Linked DNA regions of Homo sapiens: region 2 is linked to region 1. Evidence: chromatin loops called from intact Hi-C (ENCODE). Cell type or tissue: mammary epithelial cell. All regions are shown on one strand. Links, peaks and the distances in the headings refer to the core of each region. The heading gives the core; the rest is flanking DNA. Region 1 has its middle 420 kb from the start of SPATA31D1. Region 2 has its middle 370 kb from the start of SPATA31D1.

Region 1 (5,385 bases), core at 162-5,161:
TAAGTTCCTTCAGATGATAAAGTAGAAATATCAAAGTATCTTGCTTTGCCCACCCAAAATTTTGTAATTATGACTAAGCTTAAGTCAGCTTGCTTTAACAAAGCCATGGCTAAAAGATGACTTGCAAAGACTGAGAATCACTTACTTGGGCAGCTTCATAGAAGGAAGACTTCAAAGTTATGCTAATTCGAGGTATTACAGCCTCAAGATAAAAGCCTTCTAATGAGTGAATTTTATAGACATAGAGCATTTCAATGTCAAATCAGTCCTCACTCTTGCTGCACACTTGGGGATGCATATAGTTGTTTCTATATCATCACCTCTTTTACACCTTTTTATATTAAAGAATTTCCCCAATCAATGCTCTCTTACCAGATAAAAAGTAACAAAATGAGAGAAAGGACTTAGTAAATATAGACGTAGTATTCCCTTTCAGAATATATAAAAAGTCAGAGGCAAACAGCTCAAGGAAAGAAATTCATAATTAGTGAAAGTCATTCACTTTTTCCCTCATTCAAGCATTTATTGATATGCTATTATGTAAAAGGTATCAGAGTTCACAGTACGAGCTGCTTATTCCCCAAGATCCATCAAAGGTTCAAGTTACCAAGGTGAAGCAGATATGGATCCAGGCTGTTCTGGAAGAAACTGAGAAGAGGTACTTAGAAAGAACAGAAACCTAGGATGTGTGAGCTGGAGGGGTCAGGGCTGAGAAAGCGAAAGCCACCTCCACCCTCACCCGCACCTTGTGTAACCTGAGGAAAAGTTCACCAAATGTTAAGTATAAAAGGAAAAAAATGCCTTTCCAACCACAGCCTAGAAATATTGGAAGGACAGACAGAAAGGAAGCAATAACTAGAGAAATGTGGAGAAAGACTGACATTGTTAAAGGGAAACCTCTTTCCAGATGGTCTCAAGAAAATTTTAAATATCATAAGACCAAAAAAAAATTTTAAACTATGCTTTCAGATATGCATCTCAGACCACATGTTGAATTGAATGAAAATAGATACCTGTATCCTTTTTGAACAGTGGTTCTTTAAGCTTGTTCCAGGTCTACAGCACAGAATTGGAAATGGGAGATTCCAGGGACCTGGGCAAAGAGGCATTCCCTCTGGAATGTAGTGACAGGATCATTCTGAGTTTGATTCTCAACTCTTAACTTATTTGAGGAATTCTGACACTATACATTTCTGAGGGTGAAAAAAATAGCCCTGCTGAGAAGGTAGCATATGGGGAAAGAATTGTGATTATGCTTTTTTCAAATATGAAAGTGCTTCAGCTGCAACATTCTGGACTCTTGAAATTTTAGTTGATTCTTATAATGTCATGAAAAAGAAACTATACCAGATGAAGCAAGACAAGTTTTAGATGTGTTTGAGGACTTAAAGATCAAGGTAATCTCAAAAGGAATTTGGACTAATTCCAAAAATGCAAGAGAGAAGGAGGGAGGTGAATAGAAAAACATTTAAGGTTTACTTAGGATTCATATGTCTATAAAGCATGCTTTTACCTGTGTGTTTTTTGTCATCATGTTGGGAGATTATGAAATCTTAGCTACCTTTGACTGTTACTCTGAGGTTAGAAAGACATTTTCTACTGTTGTCACTCTGGGCAAGGGTTGACATGGAGAAGGAGGAACAGAGGCAGGAGTTTGATAGGAAGTGTGGGCAAAGTGTAAGAGAATGACCACAACAGTTCATGACCTGCTTTGGTTTTAATCTAGGTCTTAAGTTAATGCTCACCTCAAAAAGCAAAGACTTACTGAAGACAGTAAACATTTTACTGAAGAAGAAGTACACGTGAGAGTCATTGGTTACCTATACTTTCCCACCTTTGGGAGTACGTATATAGAGGGAATCATTTTGGGAATAGGACACAATCATTTATTCTCTCATATGATACCTACTCGTAAGGAGGTTGCCTTCTGGGATAAAGACAGCCAGGAAAGAGACAAATCTAATAGAGGATGATGATAATGATCAGGGTAGAGTTGTGTATAACCTATCTTGGATCCTCTATGTCAGCTGGAGAAGGCAGGAAAGACTCCATTAAGCAGGTGTCATTTGAGTTGCATTTAGAAAGAAGAGTAGGTGTTTTCCAGTTGAGCAAGGTGATGAGTCATTCCAGGCAAAAGGCATAGCATAAGCAAATACCCAGAGGCCCACACACAGAGTATTCAGAGAATTGTAAATTCTTAAATACAGTAGAGTGGGGAGATTTGATGACAAGAGATGCAAGTGAACAGATGGATGAAGCCCAGATTATGAAAATGATGTTATAGAGTTTAGGTTTTATCCTATAGGTGATAGAAAGATATGGAAAACTTTTAGGAGGACAATGACATGTCCAAATTTTCAGCTTTGGAATACTTTTTAGCAATGACTTTGTCAAAGCTAATAGTTTTTCCTTCATATTGATAAGTCAGAATAAGATTTATCTTGTTTGAGCTGTTGAGCTTGGCTTCAACATGTCAAATGTTTCAAGTGTTTCTTAGAAGTTTCTGAATGCAACTGAATAATTTCCTGACCTCTAACCTTGTCCTCTGAAAAATTTCTAGCCTTTCTCTCCTTAGGTAAGTAAATGTAAATAGATATTGATCTCCAGAGGAACAGAAAATTAACCACTGGGAAAAAGCAAATGTATTTTTATATTCTTACCTGCTAGTAAGGGGGACTACTCAGGGGATAATTTGTTTTTCTGATTGCTGTGTTAGAAGTGCTCAACAGAGTGCTTCACACTAGAGTGTCAACACATTAGCTATAGGAGATCTAGCCTAGGTCTTGTTTAATAAGGAGGAAGAAAACTACTACATTTGTCAACAACTCATCTTTATAAAAATCACCACACTGGCAAGTCCCTGGAATTTGTTGTTGTTGCATGAAGTTGCCATACTGGATAAAGAGGAGGAGGTTAAATTAACAATGTCAGCTACTCTTCAATGAAATTTTCAGGTCAGGGAGACTCCCAGGACTATGACTAGTATTCCTGAAACTCGGGAAGTACTGCAGCATGGCCTTGTGTTTCTCAACCACTAGTTATGTTGTGGAACTATTGCCCTGCTCGTGACTTTTCAGAGTGGGAAGCAAAGTGATTTGAGGATTACAAAAGAAAGCCACTCTACTTCTGAGAGGAAGAAATCAAGTGTGACAGCCAGATATAAGTATTCTTAGAAATAGGCTCATATGATTTGTATAGAAGTTATGGAGAGCTGTTAGCAAAGTCTAGTGTTTTTCAATCTCTTTGGGTTAAATGTAAAAACTTTCTTCCCTCGAGGACGAATAAAAGTCTTCCTACATTACATCGGAGTTAATTTGGGAATTGTGCATCTTCTTCCAGAGAGAGATAAGATTGTCATTGTCTTTACAATCTTAGTGGTTCTTGAGCTTTGGAGTTGAGTCCGAAAGTGGCAACATGAAAAAAAAAATCATCAGTCTAGGGATCAGAAAACCAATTTCAGTTCTGGTTATGCCACACATAAGTGGTCTTATGGGGCCATTGGGTTTCAATTGAACTTAGGATTTTGATTTAAAAAATTGGGACATTACCACTCCTGTTAGATTGTTTCTTCTGGATGATGCTTTGTGAATCCAGGACAACGCAAAAGCATCAATCTAATATTTTAATACAGCTATATAAATATAAGCATCAGTAACAGTGATGGCCAAAGAGAGCACTGTTAAGACGGTATCTCTTTAGAAGAGGAAATAAGGTCATGAAATCAATATTATGATCATGGAGGGCCTGAGTGAATGGTAGAAGGGAGAAGAAATTGGAAGGTTTAAATTCTCTTCTTAACAGCTGAGATTCTGGCAGAAGATAGTTATGAGGCTTTCTAACTTAATAAAAGTACAACTGTGATGTAGTAATAGAAGCTAATTTTATAGATTGGCCTTGAATTTTAATGATTCACCAAAGAAATTAAACATACTTCAGTTAAGAGGCTAATGTTTGAAGCTCCACATCAAATTGAGTACTGCATCCACTTTTCTGGTGATCAGTATCTGTCTGGCCCAGGTGACACCAATCATAGCTATTCCTTAATGTGTAGCACCAGAACATCAGCATAAGGACATTAGACTGGGTGAGAAGAACCATGTAGGTAGTTTGGGAAGAAAAATCACACAATTTAGGACCCATTAAACTTAGTACATGCAAATCAAGGCATATTTTTTTCCTTGCCAACACAAGCTTGCTCTCCTGACATTTCTTCTAGGCGTGTAAATGCGCAATTATTTCTGACCTTATATCTTCCTCCTTGCTTCATCAAGCAAAGTTATCAAGACCCAGTATTTTTTGCTGCAGATCCTTTTTGCATTCTTCCCCCCAAAGAGAGAAGATGCAAAGGCCCCCAAGGACTCAGAATGCTATCAACAGTGATCAAGACTCGAGGGCCAGATGCGGTGGCTCACACCTGTAATCCCAACACTTTGGGAGGCCGAGATGGGTGGATAACCTGAGGTCAGGAGTTTGAGACCAGCGTGACCAATACAGTGAAACTCCGTCTCTACTAAAAATACCAAAATTAGCAGGATGTGGGGGCTTGCACCTGTAGTCCCAGCTACTTGGGAGGCTGAGACAGGAGATTCACTTGAACCTGGGAGGTGGAGGTTGCAGTGAGCTGAGATCACGCCACTGCACTCCAGCCCGGGTGACAGAGCAAGACTCCGTCTCAAAAAAAAAAAAAAAGAAAGAAAGAAAGAAAGAAAAATAAAGACTTGAGGTCCAGATGCAGACAGCCCCTGGTGGACTGTATGGCATTCAGTAGACCAATGAAATAAGTTTAGAGACTACTTGCAAATTCTTATCTCCACTGAGAGCTCCTGATAGTCATCCTGGCAATCACAGCCTGGCAATGACTTTTTTAGCCTCCTTCCACACAAGAATATGTTCTTTTTATCTTACCTCCCTACTTGCCTCTTGACTTGAAGAGCTCAGACTCTCCATCAACAGAATAAATCCTTTCACTCCTGCTTGTTGAGCTTCTCCAAAAGCCGTGGCAGTTTTGCCAGCAAAAGTGGTTCTGTCTGTAACTCCACTCTTACTTCAAAGGGCTGGGAGAAGGTCAGCTAGATTGTTCTCCATTCTCACTTTATAGTGCTCCTTCTCATTCTAGTTTCCTGGCTTCCTTCTCCTTTCCTTCCCTCAGCCCATCATCAAAACCATGCCTGGTTTCCTATGCAAACAATTTGGGTTGAGATAAAGGTAATACCAATGATAGAACTATGGTAAGTGTTTTCCCAGAATTTGAAGGGTTAAAAATCAAGATATGTGATTCCCAACTGCAAAAACCACTAAACCCAAATCTAAATACATGTAAAGTGTTTAACTGAATATTTCTTCCTCCAGGAGAAATCCCTAGTGCTTAAAGATGAGGGTCTCTTT
Region 2 (5,385 bases), core at 77-5,076, 56 kb after region 1:
TTTGTAAGAGTTTGTAAATGGAGCTATACTGATGACATAAATATGTGAGTGGCTCTAAATTTCAGAAGGGTCATTCATTTCCCTTGCAAAGATATTCTGGGACTATGAATGACTCTTGAGAAAAAGACATAAAAATTCCAAGACTCTGGCACCTTCAACAGCAACATGGTGAAGTGGGGAAAAAAAGGCAGAAAGGGGAGTGAGAAAACTGGAACTCTAATCTGCAGTTACAACTTCTATTGTCATGGACACAACCCCTAAATTTTTTGAGTGTCAGTTCCTTCCACTATGAAAAGAGGAGCAAAATGCTTCCCCACCTGGCTTCAGGGGGCTGTTCTCTGATTCAAATGTGATAATATACGTTAAATGCGCTCTGTTGATTGCAGATAACTAATCCCTTTTAAGATACTGTTTTTATTACCATTTATCTTATGTCTAGAGCTTTATCTCATTGTTTAATCAGTTTCCTTTAAACATCTAAAAAAAAAAGCAAAAAAAGAACTTTTAAATCCAATCTCTATGTTGTGGAAGAAAATTTATTTTCTGGTGTCTACAAAAAAAAATGTAAATCAATAAAAAAATACAGCTGGGCATGGTGGCGTGTGCCTGTAATCCCAGCTACTTGGGAAACTGAGGTGAAAGGACTGCTTGAGCCCAGGAGTTTGGGATCAGCCTGGGCAACACAGTCTGTACAAAAAAATTTAAAAATTAGCCAACGTGTGCCAACATGATGGCACACACCTGTAGACCCAGCTATTCAGGGGCTGAGGTGACAGGATCACTTGAGCCTGGGAGGTTGAGGCTACAGTGAGCTGTGATTGCACCACTGCACTCTGACCTGAGCCACAGAGTGAGACCCTGTCTCAAAAATAAACAAATAAATAGGAAAAACAAAATTTTTAAAAAATAAAAATAAACTGAAATTTTAAAAGATGGACTCAGAGCCAGGATTTGTAAGGCAGCTACTCCTAATGGGTTCCCCTTTCAAGGCAAAGTAGCTGGGGCCTGACCAGACAAATTATTCCACAGGCTGCCATTTTCCAAGAATATAGGGCAAATGTCCTCTAGAAAAATAAAACAAAACAAAACTCATGCTATATTTCCTTAATCTCTGTAATTGAAAGTGGTGCCTGTGGTCTCATTTGATCATGGTTCTCAAATAAATAGAAGTTAGAGGGAAATCAAGCAAAAGTAATAATGTGCACTCAGAAGTACAGGTCTAAGGTAGTTTCCTATCTCCCCCAAAGTATCATTCACCACCATGAGCTATAGTCATTATTTCCTTTGGCATGAGTGTTTTTTTGTTTCTTTTTGTTGTTATTGTTGTTGTTTACATCCAGATATAGAAGATCACATAACCACTATGGGGAAAAATATTATCTTGAAACAACATAACATCACACGGGAAGGAATCACATGGATTTATTTGTATTATAATCTTATGCTCTTTATATAGATTAGTGTACATATCATTACCAATTTTTTCATGGAAAAAAAAAACCTTTCCATAGGTTAAAGAGCATTTTTTAAATTACATGGCAACTTTATGCAAGTCTAATCTTATAATTCTGGAATGCTTACATAGGTTTATAATCTGTTCTCTGAATGCTTAGTGGAAATATTCAACCATCCAAAAATTAAAAAAGAGTAAGTACCAAGCACCTACCATGTGCCATGCCCTGCTTATTACTAGGGTCTCACTGGGGACAGTCATGCTCTTTTACATCCACTGGATGTGTGGCTTCCTCCCAACAGATAGTACTATCCTTGACCCCCCTTCTGGTCAAAGATGCCTTTGAGAACCCGGGACCAGCAAGCATGGTGTACACTCTTAGTTCTCTGAGCCTCCTCTCCCTCATGCCCCACTCTTGACAAAACCCCCTAATGCCCCTCAAATACAAGAGAAGGAAGTTAACTTCACACCCCAAAAAATAATGTTTGGAGCTGCATATTTTTAGCAACTAGAAAATATATGCCTACTACTATTACACTAATAGTGCTAAAACAAATACTAGGTTCTACCAGAAATGTCTCATGCAAAAGAGTTAAATTTCCAATAAAGGAGAAATTAGAAAATAAAATATAGTACACTCTCTCAGTACATGGCTAGGCAGGCATTAATGTTTGTAATAACATGAAGAATGCTTGAGTAATAGTGACTTACTTCACCAGCCTGGAGGTATAAACGTAGCCACATCCTTTTTATTATTCTAATGAATCATGTAAAACCCCAGAAGCCTGTGTGGGCAGGCAGTTTGGTATCCCATATCCCCTCAATCACAATGATGTAGACCAAAGGACTTCGATGACTCTTCTAAATGTGAGAGAACCATGAGTCAGAGGCAGCACTGTTGGCATTGTCACTTCAGGGTCTGCAGACACTGGACAAGGGTCCACAGCTACAGTGAAGCCCTTGTACATTTAGATCCTGAGGCCACCATGGAGGTCACCACTCATTTCAAACGCTGAGCCATCCCACTGTTGCCCAGTCGCGATGTCAGAACTAGGCTGGCCACGGCTGGGACCATATGAAGGCTCAGTACAGGGTCTGGCAAAGACAGACCTGTCTTAGATCCTTTTGGAAACTTCGGGAAGCCCCAACTTCCTATCTCTCACTGTATGTTCTCATCTATCATTGTCATGTTCCTTTCCCACCAAGAGGTCTCAGTCAGGAACACTGTGGTTCCTTCCAAATTTCTCTAATGTTGAATCTTAAGGAGAAACAGCTGGGGTTGGAGTCTCTTCACTCTCACAAGGCTTCTAGACTTCTTATGAAAAACTGATTCACAACCTTCACAAAAGGTAGGGTGAGGAAGGGTAGGGAGGAAAGGAAGGAAAACGTTGCTCAAACCAGAATCCTCTGCTTTGTTTCAGGGAGGGGCATGTAAATGCCAGAACAGGCTGCACACATGGTTATGTAACTAAGGTAAGCCAGGCCATTTCCCCCCACGATTAGAAAAATATGTCCTAAGCTGACTTGCTGGCTTAACCTCTAGAACAAGAAGAGGTTACATCATATTTTAAAATTCTACCCCACCAGTCACCTTGTTGTATTGATGCTTATAACCATTTTTTAAAATTATAAGTTTTAAAAAATGGATATCTAATTTTAAAGGGAAGAGTGGAGCTGGCAGGGCCCTACAGGGACCTTGCCCTTTCCTAATAACCTCACTTCATAAATCCCTGTCTAAGGGAAAGGGAAGGAAAGAAGGGAGAAATACATCCCAAAGTTGCCATCATAGCACCAGGGATGAGAAGCAGTCAGGCTGCCTAAAGAAGCAGAGTCTCCAGACTGTAGCTCTGGTACCAAAATGACAAAACTCAGGCACTTGGTTGCTGTATGGATGACAACCTGAGAAGTTAGGAGGTAGGGGTGGGGCTAGGGGCAGGAAACCAGACTGGAAAAAGAGAAGCTAAAAGGCGAATGAGAACCTGGAAGAAAGTGCTTTGCACTGAGACATACATGCTGATTAACCCCCCAGACATACACTTAGATATGTGCATGATGGTGAAATACACATTACATGATAAAATCAACCCAGTAAAAAAACAACAAAACCTATATATAAAATAGAAAGAAGATCAAAATATCAATTGCTGTTCTCTTTCAATGGTAGCAATTAAGCCATTCCCCCTATTATTTATATTGCCATTTTGCATCTTTTTTTAACTTTTTAAATGTAATTCTTTTTTCTTTAGAGGCAGGATCTTGCCATCTTGCGCCAGGCTGGTCTCAAACTCCCTGCCTCAAGTGGTCTTCTTGCCTCAGCCTCCCAAGTAGGAGAAACTACAGAGGCATGCCACTATGCCCAGCTAAATTTAATTTTTTTAAAGTGAGTAGTTAAATGTTTTAATGAAAAGTGCTTTTTGAACTAGCTAATATAGCAAGCAATGTAATGTTCCTTTACTTTTTATGAATATATATTTATTTTCATTATTTTTGAATCACAGGAAAAGGCTGTAAGGTTTGAATTTGCCTGTGGCTTAGTAGTTTGGTAAACTCATACTTGGCATAAGCATTAGTCAAACAGTACATGAATTGCTTATATAATGGAAAAAAAAAAATTCTTAACATTATTAATTGAAATGTCTCATGCAATTTACAACTTAGAGCTTAAAGACCAGGATCTAAAATACACCGCTCCAAAATCCATTGCCCTGCTTCCACAAGACATCCAAACCTTGGCTAGGTTTTCAGGTGACTGCCAAAATGGCAAGGAAGATAAGATTGTTGAAAAGTTGAAATGGAAATGATAATCAAAATTGAATAACCGAAGATAGGTCATAACAATATAGACAAATTAGTTCTCTTTTTAATATTAATGAATCCTCTATGTTGTGTAATGAGAAATGAAGAAGCCATGTCAACTTGCAAAAATTTCAAAACCAAAACAAAACCCCAGTGAAATGTGGCCTTTTGGAACCATTTTACATATATTAACTAATTATTACAATAATGTGTACATAGTATCATATGTTAAAACAGAGATTTAAAAAAATACAGCTAGTTAGCAGCAACTTGAGTCCTCTAAGTCCAGATCTTTTCTCACTAAAACAATAACAAACACAGAAGCATAAAAACTTGTACTAGCCTTTTAAAGTTTCCAAAGAGTGTATATTGTCTCAATGAAATTTTTAAAAATAATGCATCCAATTCAATAGTTATTTATGACACTCCAAAAAATCCACGAAACCTGCCGTGATTTGGGTTCTCCCAGAAGCAGATCTCGATAAAAGGATTCAAGTGCAAGTAGTTTATTTGCAAGGTGATCCCAGAAAACAACAGTAAAGAAATTGAGTAGTGAGGAAAGGAAGAAAGAAAGGAAAGAAAGCCAGTAAACAGTTACCATTGTGGGTAACTGGAGCTTAATCCCACTGGGGTGCCTCAGGAGACAGTTTGGAACATACCCCAGATTCATCTCAACTGAACGATAAGGGAGCTGAATATCCACCATAATCCTTTCTGTCTTTGGCTTAGGGTTTATTTCAGGAACACTACCTCTTCAGAACTTCTGACCTGTCTTTCAGGCAGGCCAACCTGTGAGCTGAAAAAGTCTTCAGGCTGGTGGTTGTCACAGCAGTCTTCAGCATGCAGAGTGAAAAAGCCAAGGAGCTACAGCCAGAACCTTGACATTTCCTATGGCTCTCAGTTTGGGCAGCTTTATCTGGGTGAGGTGTTGAAAGTGTTGAGCACCCATATAGCATTTACCTCTCAGCATATTACATACAGGTCTATGACTAGAGTACTATTACCATCCCCATTTTACAGATGATAAAACTTAGTCACAAAGTGGTTAAGTGACTTGCCCAAGGACACACAGCTGGAATTTCAACCCAAGCTCTCTGATTCCAGAATTCACAAGCTTAACTACCTTGATACATCTC

The links. A loop is a pair of places that touch in the nucleus more often than their neighbours do. Peaks named below come from ENCODE experiments on the same cell type or tissue, not always from the same donor. Only the 100,000 strongest peaks of a DNase experiment are listed, where the experiment ranks them.
Region 2: it touches region 1 in a loop (2.1-fold over the local background); 3 of 110 quality-filtered maps call a loop at or near these places.

What each region holds. Positions count from the first base shown.
Region 1 is chr9:82,407,245-82,412,629 of GRCh38, reverse strand. No RefSeq gene overlaps it. Among named protein-coding and RNA genes, the nearest start is that of SPATA31D1, 420 kb to the right of the region's middle. In mammary epithelial cell, for the core only: no CTCF peak of the experiment used is centred there; a DNase peak (open chromatin) is centred at 2,109.
Region 2 is chr9:82,351,298-82,356,682 of GRCh38, reverse strand. It overlaps a transcript of LOC105376107 not described here. Among named protein-coding and RNA genes, the nearest start is that of SPATA31D1, 370 kb to the right of the region's middle. In mammary epithelial cell, for the core only: no CTCF peak of the experiment used is centred there; a DNase peak (open chromatin) is centred at 2,252; H3K27ac peaks cover 2,098 bases.